Regions from separate parts of the Homo sapiens genome. Here region 2 is linked to region 1. Evidence: read pairs that join two places in POLR2A ChIA-PET (ENCODE). Cell type or tissue: Panc1. All regions are shown on one strand. Each heading gives the region's core, and the rest is flanking DNA. Links, peaks and the distances in the headings are about the cores only.

What was found. Peaks named below come from ENCODE experiments on the same cell type or tissue, not always from the same donor. Only the 100,000 strongest peaks of a DNase experiment are listed, where the experiment ranks them.
Region 2: POLR2A ChIA-PET joins it to region 1 with 5 read pairs; 7 of 35 experiments call an interaction of 5 or more read pairs at or near these places.

Annotation. Positions count from the first base shown.
Region 1 is chr1:85,448,871-85,457,282 of GRCh38, forward strand. All of the region lies in intron 1 of DDAH1 (dimethylarginine dimethylaminohydrolase 1), which reads right to left. Among named protein-coding and RNA genes, the nearest start is that of DDAH1, 12 kb to the right of the region's middle. In Panc1, for the core only: no CTCF peak of the experiment used is centred there; no DNase peak of the experiment used is centred there; H3K27ac peaks cover 1,965 bases.
Region 2 is chr1:85,281,075-85,289,325 of GRCh38, forward strand. No RefSeq gene overlaps it. Among named protein-coding and RNA genes, the nearest start is that of BCL10, 8.6 kb to the left of the region's middle. RefSeq lists an enhancer at 8,167-8,251. In Panc1, for the core only: no CTCF peak of the experiment used is centred there; no DNase peak of the experiment used is centred there; H3K27ac peaks cover 3,529 bases.

The DNA of each region.
Region 1 (8,412 bases), core at 145-8,144:
TTCAGTTTAGTGAGCATTCCAAGAACAAGTTTGTTAAACTGAGACAGAAAAGTAGCATTTAATTGATAAGCTATATAGCTAGTTACTACAGGAGAAGGGGAAAGAGACAAAGTTAAGGGTGTGCCTCAGTCAAGTTATCGTACCTCAAACTTCCTAAGAGGCTAAATCTAGTAAATACTTTAAAATATAAAAGCACACATTGGTTCTGAGTCCCGTCAGTAAAATGGCCCAATAGCACAAGGCCAGTGACCAGGGATGGTTCCGACTCTGGGCAAAACAAAGAAGACTCAGAATGGCAGCTGGCATCAGGGGCCCCCACAGAAGGGGCTAGGCTGAGGGCACAGGCCAGCATAAGGCAGGTTGGTGTCTGGCCCAATGCAGACATATGAGAAGGTTGGCAGAACATGGCACCAAGAGGACATAGCAGTATGTTTGAGAGATTCTCTCATATGAGGACTAGAGGTCAGCCTTGGGGTCTTTTGCAGGGAATCTAGGTAGGAAACCAACAAAAGGGGTCAAGATGTAAACCCAGTTAATGGAACCAAGGCACTACCTGAGCATATGAAATGAATAAGAGTCATGGTGGGGTAGGGCCATCAGCAGAATGATGAGGCTGACCAACAGACCTATTGAACAAGGGACACTTTATTTCTTCTAATAGCCAGATGGCTTCCAGGGCTTGGAAGGGGGCCAAGACAGCTAGAGAGAATGATGGATTTAAAGTGCTGGCACCCAGTAAATACAGGATAAACGATACTGCTGTTGTTTATTGCGGGTGAAGGATTAGCTGGGAGAAGGTGTATAACACTGGAAGGGGTCTCTGAACCTGAAAACTACATGAAGCACAACGGAGATGCATGTGTGGTGGGTGAAAGTCCAAGCAGGTGGGGCTGGATCTCTGGAAAGCATGGCAGCAGGAACAGGTGGCAGATGAAGTTGGGAGGTGGAGAAGAGGTGTGTTTGTACTGGAGAGAGAGGTAGACTACAGGGTCAAGAAGTCAGAGCTGGCCAGAAGCAGGTGCCCATGGTGCTGGAGTACAGGGGCAGGATTCTTGTCCCTTCCAGCAGAGAGAGGGAATATTCCTAAGAATAAAATCAGAGGTATACAAACAGGAGCAACAGCATGGGTAATCCACTAATTCCTCTGCAACACAGGTAACACCGGTCTCATCTAAAAGCTGATACTCAGGTCTTTTGCAAGTAAGGTCTCTTATTGACATTTTACAACTTTATGAGACAAGTTGCGTTTTTTCTTTAGGACACTTACTGGTATTTTTAATTACACATATATTTGCGATTATTTATTTCATGCTTATCTCTCCAATTAAACTACAGGCTCCATGAGGGCAGGCATCATATTTGTTTACTTTATGTTTTGCATGTAGTAGGCACTAAACAACAATTGCCTGTTGAATAAATAAAAGTAGTGTCACCCTTTCTTACAGGTGACAAACCTGTATCAAAAGTTTTTTTGGCCAAGTTCACCTTGCTAATAAGTGGTAGGTCTGGGTCTTTACAGGTGACCGAAGCTTTCTAAGAGTAGTCTCTTTCTATCAGGACCTCTCTCTAAGGTTGTCACAGCTTGGTGTCACAGTTATTGTGCAAAGGATATTGGTCAAATCTAGTCAATCCGATATATCATCAAGAATAGGCTAGTTATCGCCAGTCCATAAATAATAATGTTACTATTACCATACGTACAATCCTTCACTCATCATAACATTGCCACTGTAATCACTGTTGTATAAAGCATCACAGCATTCAAAAAACTTTGATCTTCATGCATCCTTGGGAAGAAGGCATAAAGGTATTTTACAGGAAACTGAAACTTTTGAGTTGCCTGAGATGATGTAACTGAGAAGTGGAACTGAGACTCAATTCCAGGTGGAATTTCACCTGCAATGTAAGAGGAATTTTTTAAGTACTTAAAATGGAAAATATATCGAATGTGTAAAGATACTTAAAATGTGAATTCAAATGCTAATATATGACTAGTTCAAGATCAGATGATAAGCTTAATGGCAGAAATATCTCTAAGTATTCATTCACTTAGAAGATCAGAGGATGAAGAGAAATTATAAAAAGGGTAGTACCTTTTGACTCAGTTGAGTCTGATGACCTACTCCTAAAACCATGAGCTGGAGAGAGGCCAGTGCCCACAAGAGACCTGCCTGTAGAGTGGCACAGGCGCTGGGTGACTGGCCCGGCTGCCAGCTGAGGATCAAGTGCATATCTCTAATGGTCTTACCATCCTCCTGGCATGTTTCAGGTGGAGTCAGCATAGGGGTCCAAAATACAAGAGCAATGAATGCCAACTGCTGGACAGAATCTCAGTCTGGGCAGGCCACAGGTGGTCTGGCCACAGCCCAATGGATGGAGGTCTCCAGTTTCCAGGAAGAGAAGATAGCAGGAGAAGGGCACAGCCTCAATCCTTAGGGGCTTGAATAGCAGCCCTTTAGAAAGACAAAAAGCATATAAAGGCAGAAAGAAGAGGGACTGATCACTGATGGAAGAGCTACTCTGTGCATGGTACTGCTCAGTACCTTACCTGTATTATTGCATTTATTCACCATAACAATGCTATAGGGTAGTCAAAACCACCTCAACACTACAGATGATGAAAGTGATGCTGTACTTGCTCAAGGCCACACAGCTAATAAGCACTGGAACCACAATTTGAATTTATAGCTGTCCCCTGCCAGTCCTCAGGGCACATGGAAAGGAAGAGAACGCCCCCTCTCAAAAGTGCCCCAGGAGTCAAGCAAGTCTGCCTCCTGAGTCAGCTTAGAAGCATGTGTCTCTAGATACCTGGGTTGAGTGAGAGGTATGCATGCTAGAGGGGTGATGAAGACTGAATCTTGTGCTGATTTGATATCTCGAGTGATTGTGGGTCTGGGAGCAGGTGGGCAGTTCAGTGAGGAGCAGAGGAAAGTAGAAGCAGTAGAAATGAGACTGGAATCAATAGAACAGAAAATGTACTAGGCTTTCATATGGCCATTTTAATAAGTGGTATGCTTTCTGAACACCTGCCATCCTGGGCTATAATATCACAACATTATAATTTGGTTTACAAATGAGTGTATCACTTCAAAGTGTACAGAAATACTCTGTAGCATTAATGCAGGGGAGTCTTTGATATTTGAAAATGCCTGTTTACTGGGAAGAGCCTGAGACTTTCCACCTACACTGTTTGTTTTCCTTCTCTTCCTCGCCATCCCCTGCATTTTGCTGCCTTTGGATGAATGGCTTTACCTTCCTAATAGGCAATGAAAAACCCAGTGCCCTGAGATCAAACAGCCCATTTGCTCAATGGAAGTCAAGTGCCTTTGACACATGCCAAAATTCTGTTGCTGCAAACAACAAAGAATGGCAACAAAAGCTAAAATGACAGCATTTATTTAAGGTATTTTTTGGTCTCCTAGATAAGTAGATTTAAAACCTGTTGACAACAACAACGACATAAATAAATAAATAAATAAAGCCTCTTGACAATGACCTACACTAAGAAGTACACTTTATGTTGCAACCTATAGCATAAGAGGGAACACGTAGATGCGTGCATGTGTATAAATGAAACAAAGGTTACATGAAACATTACCTAGCTATATTATGGGTTGCGAATACACTCTGATATTTTCTATTCTATTTCAGTTCCTTTACAAACAAACAAAAAAAAAACTGGAGTGACCTACTAGAGTAATTTTACGATCCACTTACGAGTTGAACTTAAAATTTGAAAATCACCATCTAGACCTAGAGTAAAAGAACAAACTCATAGTGTTATAGGAGCTCCCCTAAAAAAGGAAGGTAAAGAAGGGTAGGGAAGTTCTAGGAACTGCATATATGCTTTCTCCTCCACAGATAGCACCATAAAAGCCCATCCCAATGATGAAATCAAGACGACCTGCATGGAGGTGATCACAGGCTGAAAGAGCCCAGTAAAAAAGGCACAATTCATTAAAGCAAACCAACAACAACAAAAACTTTCTCCTGGCTAAACGATCACTGAAATAATGTAACTCAAGAATCCCTGTAAACATTTTTGATAATCCACAATACCACCAAGCATTCACAAGCAGAGCACTGTTAGAAAACTGATTTTATCCAAACCTGTGTATGTGTGTGTGTGTATGTTATAAAAACAGACCAAGTGATAGTAGCTGTTACATTTGCAGAATTTCCAGTCATTAGGTTGACCTCAGGGCAGGCGAGTGTTTCAGGGAGCGTGTTCTAAATCATAATTGAGCCCTCAGCTGTATTGAGGCCAACAAGCTATATCTTGTGTGTTTTTTGGCATTTACTTTCAAGAAAATGTTCTAACTTAAATCCATATTATCCCATCCACTCACCAAGAAACTTCCTTCTGAGGACTGGACAGTTTAGAAGCAGTATTAATCCTGCTTTTCTGCAAACCACTCAGAGGCTTCAGTTATCCAGCTCAGTGCTCACAAAGAAAAATGCAGACATGGACATGACAACTGCACTCCCCATTTTTTCTCATGTAATTACAGCTCCAAGTCTCACAATTCCAAGCCCTTTTCCTACAAACACACAATTTTTCCAGTCACAGCCACACACTGTTTGCCTCTATCATTAATGTCTCTCATCAGAATCTTCAAGGCACTCATTTTTGGGGCATAGAAGAGCATATATAAGGGAATACATTCCACTCTTAGTACTAGGCTGCTCAGCTAGGAGAAAGGGATCACCACTGAAAACTGGGTGCTTCATTTCCCTGCAATCCCAGATTGACCCATTACTAAACATCCATATATACTTTGTCAGAATGAACCCCAATTTATATGCCAGTCCAGATGTCTCATACTTAATAGGCACCATTACCAACAAATATTGCTGAAATGGATTACTTGGCAGAGAAAACTAAATTTTCTTTGGATTCTTACATAAGGCAGGATTTCCACTTATCTAGTGTTGCATAAGTGTGAAGGAAAGAGAGTGAAACTAGTTATTTCCAAGATCTCTTTTAGGCCTTTAGCCAGTGATCTGAGAATGACATGAACATTATAATCACATTTTAGCACATTCTGTATTTGAACACATGCTGGGGTTAAAGTAAGTGTGCTGAGTTTCGGTCCCTACCCCAAGAGTGTCTGTGGTCAAATCCTGATGTTGGATCCTGATGCCTCCCAGTGTCTGTGTAGGTCTCAGCCCCCACCTGGATGCTACTGCTTCCTACTGGGTACAACCCCTGGCAAGGGATTCAGGGAATGCTGCTGCCACCAAATTTTCCCCTCCCCGCCTCTGAAAAATGCAAAAGATGCAAGTTCAGAAGGAAAACTATGCTTTCCTGTCTTAACATAACCTTCCCTTAACCAGGTTAAAATTTGTCACCAAAGAAGGAAAGGTAGAATCAGCTTCTAGCAAATGGTGAAGCTGACAATCTTCCCCCTCTTCATGTTCCCCGATCACACCTACCAGGCCACATAGAACTATGGACTCATCACTAGTTTGCTGAATGGACAGGGGTCCAAACAGTCAGGAAACCATCACCGTAAGGAGTCAACACAAGTGAGAGGAAATAAAACATGACTGGATAGAAAGTAATGCTGAGATTTTGGCCATGATTCCCAGGACCCAACTGGCCAACAGGAATGGCCCTGCAGAATTTCTATAAAGAGGCTGAATGGTGCAATCCAGTTGAAAGGGGATGCGGTCGATTTTTCACATTTATTTTTTACCATGACCTAGTGTAAGAAATTTATTTACCTAATCAGTATACACAAACATAGTGTGTAAAAATGAAACAAGTTTTATGAAACAATACTTACCCTTATGACGCTATGTTGCAGTACACTCTGACATTTTCTACTGATTCTATTACAATAAAAATGAAAGATCTGGTCATGACCCACTAAATTGATTTCATGACCCACTAGTGGGTAGAGAGCAGCAATTGGGGAAAAAATGGTACAAAAACCTTGTCTTGAAGCTGTGCTCTAGTCATAATTGGACTGTTTCTACATTTGGGGTGACTTGGGAAGACTCAGAGATTAGGGAGGCCGAAGCCTTAATGATGTTTAGTTTGAGAGTAACAAAAGACGAAAGTGAAGAAATCAATAACCTTTCGACTAGGGCCCTTCAACATCCCAACTGTGTATTTTTCAGAGAAAAGGGAGCTGGAAAACCAGGGTCCCTGACAGAGAACTAGGATGGCATGCAGAAAGTTAGAAAATTCCAAAAACAAGATTTAAAAAATGGTTTGGGTATTTCAAAATAAAGTACTAGATCTAAATCTCTTCACACAAAACTCTTGAGCTGGAAAATATGATTACATCATAAATGGCCTAAAATATGACCTAAAGCCAAACTGTAGTAATAATAATCTTTCTTCCTGAAATGATGGTTCCCTTATGACTGAAAAAAATAATTAAAAGAATAAAATGGCTATGTTTTTCTTCCATTACTATTTTGAAACTGCACCAAGATTAATTCATTAATTTCACCTTTTTCAATCATTTCAGGCTAAAAATGACTACATCTATACCTTATTTGGCTAACATGTGTACACAGCTAATTATAGGAAGGCTACTTTTAAGTAGGTATCTTTTTCTTTTTTTTTGTCTTTCTTTAGAAAAATAACTTCATGTAGTTTTGGAAGCCAAAAGTTAAATATTAGAAAACTAACAGTTCAGCATCAGGAATAGAAACCAGCACACATATATGGAAGGTTTGTAAGAAAGAATTACCATGGGTAAGTCAAGACTTAGTTATAACAGAAAACACAACTTACAGCAATACCTCATCACCATTTACTCTCCATTTCTTCAGGCCACTGGTTCACATTCACCACACAAAAACATCAACTGACAGACACTGAGGAAAGTGATGTGTGATGGCAGACAGTATGTGGGTCTAGGATCTTACACTATTTCAATGGTTTTTATTTAAAGTCTTCTATAGAAAAAATTACTTGTCAAATGTGCTATAAATGGTTGAGTAAGCAGAGCTTTTGAAATAGATTTAGCAAATTCAACTGCATCTCATAATGGATTATCATTAACAAGGCATGAGTTCATATGATTAGTTAATTAAGCAGAAAAAGTATAATGTCTTTGGTTGAATAAAATCAGTATTTTTTATTTATCAAACTCCAATTCCATTTCACAAATGTAAGTTATCATCAGCTCCCCATCCACTTTCTCCCATCTTCTTATCTCTTTCCCACCCTACACTTTCTCTCCCCTACAACCCGGGTTCCAAAAAGAAAAAAAAAAAATCCCTCAGCTATTTGATCTTAATATCACTGCAAAAATCAAAACCAGTGTCTCCTGCCCCCAGGACAGTGGGTATCCCCACCTGGCTGCCTCCTGTAGCTCATGCAAAATTCAACCCATAATTATAGATGCATTCTCAGTTTACGCTGCACTTGAGATTCAATGGTGACTAATGTCAAGATGGAGAGATTTGTGAATAAAAATAATTTCAACAGCAAATAGAAATTAGTTTTGTCTTATTTGTCATTGACATGGGTAATGTACAGATGGTCCCTAATTTATGATGGTTCAACTTTCAATTTTTTGACTTTACAATGGTGCAAAAGTGATATGAATTCAGTAGAAACCATACTTTGAGTACTCATACAACCATTCTGTTTTTCACTTTCAGTACAGTATTCAATAAATTACATGAGATATTCAATACTTTATTTTAAAGTAGGCTTTGTGTTAGATGATTTTGTCTAACTATAGGCTAATGTAAATGTTCTGAGCATGTTTAAGGTAGTGTAGCGTGAGCTACAACGTGCGGTAGGTTACAAGTATTAAGTGTATTTTCAATTTATGATATTGCCAACTTAAGATACGTTTATCCGGATGTAATTCCATTATAAGTTGAGGAGCATCTGTATATAACTACATACTACAAGATGACAGGTTTTCCTGATACACCCTCATGTAACAAATTATGGGTCAAGGGGGAAAACCCCCAGCAAAGAATATACTGATAACTTACAGGACCCCCCCACCCTCCACCACCAAAAAAGTGCCTTACCAGAATCTAAATGGCAAACTCAGGAAATGTTTAAGTTTCAGACTTAAAGTAGACTTTAGTCAACTCCAGAGTGGGCTACATTGTTCCCAAACTGTGCCAGTCAGGAATCCTAGAAGGGGTTCCAGACCATTATGGAGCATGTGGATAAGAGTAAGAGGGAAGTACACTTAGAAATGAAGTGTGCAAAGTGGCCAAATCCCTCTAGACCCAAAACAAAGTAATACAGTTCTGTACCTGTTTCTTTTGGTGAACTTGGAATTGGATCTGAAATTTCAAAAGATCTGAGAGGGCACGGGTGAGTTTTTCTCAATTCTACATCTTCTCAACATTAATAAAATTAATCTTCACTGGACTATTACCCCCATCTTATCTCATCCTGTTCTCTGTATCTGGAAGGTTGCT
Region 2 (8,251 bases), core at 252-8,251, 170 kb before region 1:
TTCCAGGTGCTCCATCTGCCTCCTACTGTGAAATAGAAGGCACCTGAGAAATGTGCCATGAGGGATACGGTTTAGGTGCTACAATCATAAGGCTGCATAACATCATGGTACAGATGAGATATCATTAAGAATGAGGATGTCTGATATCTGACAGACAGTGTATTAGTTTCCTAGGGCCATCATACCAAATTACCAAAAACAAGGTAGCTTAACAGATATTTAGTCTCTCACAGTTCTGGAGGGTAGAAGTCCAAAATTGGCAGTGCCATGCTCTCTCTGAAGCCGCGAGGGAGGATTCTTTCATTGCCTCTTGCTTGGTTCTGGTGACTTCTGGCAATCCTTGGCATTCCTCAGCTTGTGGCGGCATCACTCCCACCCCAGCCTCCATCTTCACATGACCTTCCTCTCTGTGTCTCCTCCTGTGTTTCTGTGTCCACATTTCCTTCTTTTTAAGGACACCAGTCACTGGATTTAGGGCCCACCCTAATTCAGTATGACTTTATCTTAACTTGATTACATCTGTAAAGACACATTTTTTTTTTCTTTTGAGACAGGGTCTTTCTCTGTCACCCACGCTGGAGTACAATGGCACAGTCATGGCTTATGGCAGCCTCAAATTCCTGGGCTCAAGCAATTTTCCTCCTTAGCCTCCCAAGTAGCTGAGAATACAGACATGTGCCACCACGCTCAGCTATTTTTTTATTTTTTTATTTTTTACTTTTGTAGAGACAGTGTCTTGTTATGTTGACCAGGCTGGTTTCCAACTCCTGGGCTCAAATGATCCTCCTGCCTCAGCCTCCCAAATTACTGGGATTACAGGCATAAGCCACCATGCCAGCCAAAGACACTATTTTGAAATAAGTTCACATTCCAAGTTCCAGTAGATGTGAATTTTGGGGAGATGCTATTCAAGTCAGTACAGCTGAATTCTAGATTTGCCAATTATTAGCTGTAGGATCTTGGATCAATTAGTAAGTATGCAATAAAGATAGTGATAATAAGAATTCAGAGGTAGGGAAGAGGAAACCATTCTGATCGATAAAACAACATGAAAGAGGAGTTCACCCAGTATTTAAGCTGGGTGGGAGGATTTTAATGGGGAGCTTTAACTGCTTCTTGGTTATTTATTCCATACTTCCTGTCAGATGTCAGATGTGTATTGAGCAACAAATACTATTCCAGGTGGTTGTGGAATTATAAATTGTGGATTATACATTCTCTGTAAATGGTTGGAAGAAAAAACTGGCCAATTCTGAGACAGACACTCTTAGGTTTTAATGACAAGATACTATGTGGTGAAATTCAGATGTTTCAGCACAGGGACTTTGTGAAGACTCCTGGGGGTCCTGTCTCTAGGAATGGCTCTTGGCTTAGGAAGGAAAGACCAGGAAAGTGTAGGGTGGTGGGCGTGGACCTGAGAAAATGCTCTGACAATATTTGCTAGTGTACCCCAAGACTAGGACATTGCTGGGGCTGATGAGGGAACCAGAGATAAGGGATCATTCCCTTTGTCTTCCCCCTAGAGGACTGGTTTGAAGAGTGCAGGCAGGCACCTGCTATGAGTCCTGAATGTTTGGAGGTTGCATACCTATATGCCAGCAGGGGGATATTGGAGGAGGGGCTAGATCTCCCAGTCTTACAACTCCCTGGGAAGAAATAATCACTAGCAGTTTATTTCACATTCACTCTGAGCCAAGCACTTTACATCTGTGGTGGGAATTTAATGCCTATAACAGTCCTTACAGGTAGGCTTTATTATCCTCACTTTAGAGATGAGAAATCCGAGGCTTAGAAACATGATTTGCTCAAGGTCATTCTCCCACCAAGTAGCAGAACCGGGATTCCAGTTCAGCCTTGATAATAAGGCCAGTGTTCTTTTTTTTTTTTTTTTTTTTTTTTTTTTGAGACGGAGTCTCGCTCTGTCGCCCAGGCCGGACTGCGGACTGCAGTGGCGCAATCTCAGCTCACTGCAAGCTCCGCTTCCCGGGTTCACGCCATTCTCCTGCCTCAGCCTCCCGAGTAGCTGGGACTACAGGCGCCCGCCACCGCGCCCGGCTAATTTTTTGTATTTTTTTAGTAGAGACGGGGTTTCACCTTGTTAGCCAGGATGGTCTCGATCTCCTGACCTCATGATCCACCCGCCTCGGCCTCCCAAAGTGCTGGGATTACAGGCGTGAGCCACCGCGCCCGGCCAGGCCAGTGTTCTTAATTACTAGCTGTAGACTGAGCTAAGTGCTTCAGGACATAATGATTCAGAGAAGCTAGGATGCTTGAGCATTCTCTGAATCATTATATCCTGAGCCTCACAAATGATGTATCTGCTCCAGCTTAGGATCCATGAAGGGCACTGTGCAACAATGAGAGTAGCTGAAGACTGGCAATGTTAACTAATGCAAGTCTCAGAAAGAGGAAGATGATATTTGCAAACTCCAGGTGGGGTTCGATGGCAAGCATAATTCCAGAAAATAACTTTTTTTTTTTGAGACAGGGTCTTGCTCTGTTGCCCAGGCTGGAGTTCAGTGTTGCAATCTTGGTGATGGCGTGGGTGGCCCTTCTGGAGTGGCTGCTATCATGACACTGGCTGCAGTGGGGGAGGCGTGGCCAGGGCTGCGAGCTCTACAGGGCTGGGAGGAGCCGGGAACTGTGGAAGCCCTGCCCACTTCCAAGTTGGCAGGGCGGGAGCCTTGTGCTCCCTGGGTGCAGCTGCAGCTGCCCAGGCACAGCTCCAGACCTGGACATCCCTGTGCTCTTGGGGGCCAGAATCAGGCAGGAGCCCTGCCCTCTCAGGCACAGCTGCAGCCATCCAGCCATGGCTGTGGACCCGGGCATCTCTTGGGGGCCAGGGAAGCCTCCCTGCCCCTGCAGGCTCAGAAGTACCTGCTCCTGTTGCCTGGTCTCTCCCCACTCCCGGTGCCGACTCTGATTTTGGAGCAAAGTTGAGGCCAAGCCCAGGCCCTCTTGCAACCCAGCCAGGTGTATGCATGCTCAGAGCAGCACTGACATGCCAGACCCCTGCCGCCTTGGCTCCCCTCCAGGCTTTGGGCACTGACGAGCACAGGAGGGAGGCTGAGGGAGCACTGAGGGTGGCTCAGCATGGGCCTGCAGGAGCCCCTCAACACAAATAGCTTGGGCAGTGGCAGGAGGCAGACAAGCTCCTGGGCAGAAAGGGGCAGGTCCCTGGTGAAGCCTCACCTTCAAGCCAGGGATGGCCTAAAGCCTGGTGGTGGGGCTGATGGGCCAGAATGGGAACTTATGGTGCTATTTTCAGGCCCACCCATTGCCACCCGTGAACCAATCAGCATGTACTTCCTCCCCTCTGAAGCCCATAAAAACCCCTGGACTCAGCCAGACTCCGATGACCAGATGACCTGCCTTTGGAGAGGAGCTACCTGCTCCAGGATCTCCTCTCTGCTGAGAGCTGGGCATAAGTTGGGACTACCAGCTGCAGAGAGGAGCTGCCCACTCTAGGGTCTCCTCTGCTGAGAGCTGAACACTGTTGGGACAACCTGCCTGTGGAGAGGAGCTGCCTACTCTAGGGTCTCCTCTGCTGAGAGCTGAACACTATTGGGACAACCTGCCTGTGGAGAGGAGCTACCCACTGTGGTTTCCTCTAAGCTGTTCTGTCACTCAATCAAACTCCTCTTTGACTTGCTCACCCTCCACTTGTCTGCGTACCTCATTCTTCCTAGACACAGGACAAGAACTTGGGATGCGCTGAATGCCTGGGCTAAAAGAGCTATAACACAAATGGGTCTGAAATACACCCCTTGCTTACCACGTTGTGGGCAACAAGAAGGAGAGAGAGCTGCAGCCCTTCTGGGAGCCCAGACCTAGGAGCTCCCCAAGCCAGGGCTGTAACACCCTCTCTGGGGCTCTGTGGTTCCCGGCATCTCCAAGCTTCCAAGTTCCACTGCGTTCCTCAGTGCCAGCCATGGAAGCTGCTTGTGGTCCACCTGGTCCAGCCACAGCCTCACAGGGAGCTGGCGCCTGTGCTGGTGCTTGGAACTGCCTGCCCCACCACAGCCAGTGTGCCTGGCTGTGCTCAGTGGCCGGGCACCATGCTTGCTCACTCACACACCCCTTGCTGCTCTGTGCCTGGCTCTCCCTTGGCAGGCATGAGATTCAGGCCAGTAGTGCAAGCTGAGCACAGCCTGCCAGGCTGATTGGGTGGAACAAGCCCAGCGGGCCTAAGTAAAAACTCAGGGAAAAGCGCCACTGGCCACACAGGTTTCCGGCTGGTGAAGTGACACCCACAGGATCCCATGACATCAGCTCACTGCAGCCTCAACCTCCTGGACTCAAGTGATCCTCCCACCTCAGCCTCCCAAGGTGCTGGGACTACAGGCATGCACCACCATGCCCAGCTAATTTTTGTATTTTTTTGTAGAGATGGGGTTTCACCATATTGCCCAGGCTAGTCTTGAACTCCTGGGCTCAAGTGATCCACCTGCCTTGGTCCCCCAAAATGCTGGGATTACAGGCATGAGCCACTGTGCCCAGCCTCAGAAAAGAATATTAAAGGAGTAGCTCTTGAAAGCCTAGAGTGGGAACATCTAGGCTTTCAAGAGCTACTCCTTTAATATTCTTTGAGGGTGACATCCCTCAAAATCAATCATTTCCCTTCCCATTCCCATGACTGGAGTCAGTGGTTCTCAGTCTAGGCTATTTAATAGAATCACTTGGGAATGGACATCCAAGTCCCACCTAGATCAATTTAAAAAATTCTTTGGAAAAATCCAAAGTGAAGGGAGGAGGATGTGTGCCTGCTAGCTATAAGTACTGAGCTGTTACTTCCACCATCGTCTCTATTGCTTTCCAAAGCCCAGCCCTCTCACTGGGGAGAAGCCATGGTTTTAGTGTATGTGCCAGAGAATTTCCTCCATTTAAAGGAGGTATTTGCTGCTAAGGGGACACTGTATATAGAAAGACCAAGAATGGAATATGAATAAGAAGAGGTGCCTTCACTCTCAAAGATCACAGAAGCAAACAGAGCTATGTCTTGGAAATATGAAGGAAAGGCCTGTATTCCAGACTAGCCCCAAGGGTGTGGGGTCAGAGAAAATTTCTTCAAGCAGTTCTGGAGGCTGAAAGTCCAAGATCAAAGCACCGGCATTTGGTGTCTGGTGAGGGCTGCGCTCTGCTTCCAAGATGATGCCTTATTGCTGCATTCTTCAGAGAGGAGAAATGCTAAGTTTTCATATGGTGGAAGGTAGAAAAAGAGCAAGAGGAATGAATTCGTTACATGAAGCCATTTTATAAAAGCACTAATTCTATTCCTAAGGGAGGGGCCCTCATGGCCTAATCACTTTTTAAAAGCCCCACCTCTTAATACTGTCATATTGGCAACACCTGAATTTTGAAGATACCCATTCAAACCATAACACTTGTTTTATATATATTTAAATTGTTCTTTAATAAAATATTTTACCTAACAAAAATTCTGTGGAAGCCAAAGCAGTGGTAGTTATTATCTTTGTGATAACAGTTTTATTGAGATATAATATACATACCATACAATTTAAGTATACGTTTATACATATACAATTTAAAGTATACAATTCAGTGGTTTTAAGTATATTCACAGAGTTCTACAACCATCACCACAATCAATTTCAGAATATTTCATCACTCCAAAAAGATAGTTGTATCTGTAGCCACCACCCCTAATCCTCTCATCTTTCTTATCCCTAGACAACCATTAGTCTACTTTCTATTGCTATAGATTTGCCATACTGAACATTTAATATAAATGGAATGATAACAATATATGGCCTTTTGTGTCTGGCTTCTTTCACTTAACAATGTTTTCAAGGTTCATCCATGCTGTAGCACAAATCAGTACTTCATTTCTTTTTATGGCTGAATAATATTCCATTGTATAAATATGTCACATTTTGTTTATGCAATCATCAATTGAGAGAGATTTGGATTAATTCCACATATTTTTGGCCATTATGAATAATGCTATTCATATGGCTATATGGCTGTTATGAATAATATTATAAAAATTCATTTGCAAATTGGGACATCTAGTTCCTCCCCCAGTATTCGCCAGCTGGTATATAGGGATGTGGCCTTCAGACATTTGAACTTGGGTCTTCATTTCTCTTGGGTATATACCTAGGAGTGAAATGACTGGGTCGCGTGGTAACGATATTTAATTTCTCGAGGAGCAGTGGTAGTTTTAAAACTTCCCAGTTGATTCTAATGCAGATCCAGGGCTGAAAAGCAGTGATCTCAACGAATGGTGAAACTCAGAAACGCACACTCTTGACAGCTTCAGGGAGACATTTACAGGGTCCTTCTTAAGCCTTGGGGGTCCATGTGGAACAATGAGATTGGTTCGCAACTGGCTTTCCTGCCATACCCAAGACACAGTGATTGCCATCAGTATGCAGGGAAATGTATCTTAATGCTCTGCTCTCACCTCTATTTGATTCAACATTTATAATAATGACTTGTGGGATGAATATCTGGAACAGGGGTTTTCAAATGTTTTTCTAACTGTGCAACCCTTTCTTCCAATAAAATTCTCTGTGGAAACTAAACTCAAGGCTCTGTCTACCGGGTCTGTAGAAGTTTTCTGTCTTGCCCACCCACCCTGCCCCACTACTTCTGAGTCCTTCCTCAAAGCACCAAGGGCTTTATAGAGCATTGTTTGAAAGCCACTTATCCAGAAAGTATTTTTATTAATTTGTGGATAACCCCAAACTGAAAATATAAAATGATTTTTAAAAAATTAATTTTATTTTATTTTAAGTTCCAGGATACATGTGCCAGATGTGTAGGTTTGTCACATAGGTAGACATGTGCCATGGTGGTTTGCTGCACCTATTGACCTATCACCTAGGTTATAAAAAAATTTTAATGTCAGAGTCAATATAAGGTAAACAAAACAAAACAAAACAAAACCTAAACTTCTCTAGAGTGAGCTGCATTGGGAAGTAATGTTTTCTTTCCTGCAAGGTATTCAAGCAAGCACAACCCAAACTATATATGTGTGTGTGTGTGTGTGTGTGTGTGTGTGTGTTTTGTGGTGAGGGAGTCATAGAAGGTAATTAAAAAATGAGAAGGTGGCTGGGCATGGTGGCTCATGCCTGTAATCCCAGTGCTTTGGGAGGCCAAGGCAGGAGAATCACCTGAGGCCAGGAGTTTGAGACCAGCCTGGGCAACATAATGAGACCCTGTCTGCACCTGTAGTCCTAGCTACTTGGGAGGCTGAAGCAGGAAGGTTCCTTGAGCCCAGGAGTTAAAGGCTACCGTGATTATGATTGCGCCACTGCACTCCTGCCTGGGTGACAGGGCAAGACTCTGTCTCTTAAAAAACCCCTCAAAAGCCAGAAGGTGATGTGATTGGTCTAGTGATTTTTATTTTTCTTTGAGACGAGGTCTCACTCCATCACCCAGGCTGGAGTGCAGTGGTGTGAATAAGGCTCACTGCAGCCTTGACCTCCTGGGCTCCAGTGATTCTCCTGCCTTAGCCTCCCATGTAGCTGGGACCACAGGTGCACACCACCATGCCCAGGTAATTTTTTTGATTTTTTGTAGAGATGGGGGTCTCACTTTGTTGCCTCGGCTGGTCTTGAACTCCTGGGCTCAAGCGATCCTTCTGCCTTGACCTTCCAAAGTGCTGGGATTATAGGCATGAGCCATGGTGCTTGGCTTGGCCTAGTGATTTTGAGTGTGCCCAGCTCTAAGCCTCTGTATTCACACTGCCAGAGCCACTTGTATCTTGGGCATCTCTGCTAGACAGGGGAAGAGCTTGGCCTGAAGGGTCAGAAGTTGTTATTTTTGTCCTTTATTCTTCCTCTAATTTCCTAATCTGGTTTTACTGGGGTTTTGCCTTGGAAAGGGCTGCCTATGACAACAGGGCATATGCAATCTATTATTTTTATTGTTTAATATTTAATCTATTATTATTCAACTAGGGTGTAACTCCAGTAACTCCAGTGAGGCCAGTATTTTATCTACTTTTTCAGTGCTGCTCCTAGAACAGACCCTGACATATGGTAGGTGTTCAGTAAATACATATTGAATGAGTGACTGAATCAGAGGTCATTCTTTTTTTTTTTTTTTTTTTTCTCGAGATGGAGTTTTGCTCTTGTCACCCAGGCTGGAGTGCAGTGGTGCGATCTTGGTTCACTGCAACCTCTGCCTCCCGGGTTCAAGTGATTCTCCTGCTTCAGCCTCCCAAGTAGCTGGGATTACAGGTGCCCACCACCATGCCTGACTAATTTTTTTGTATTTTTGG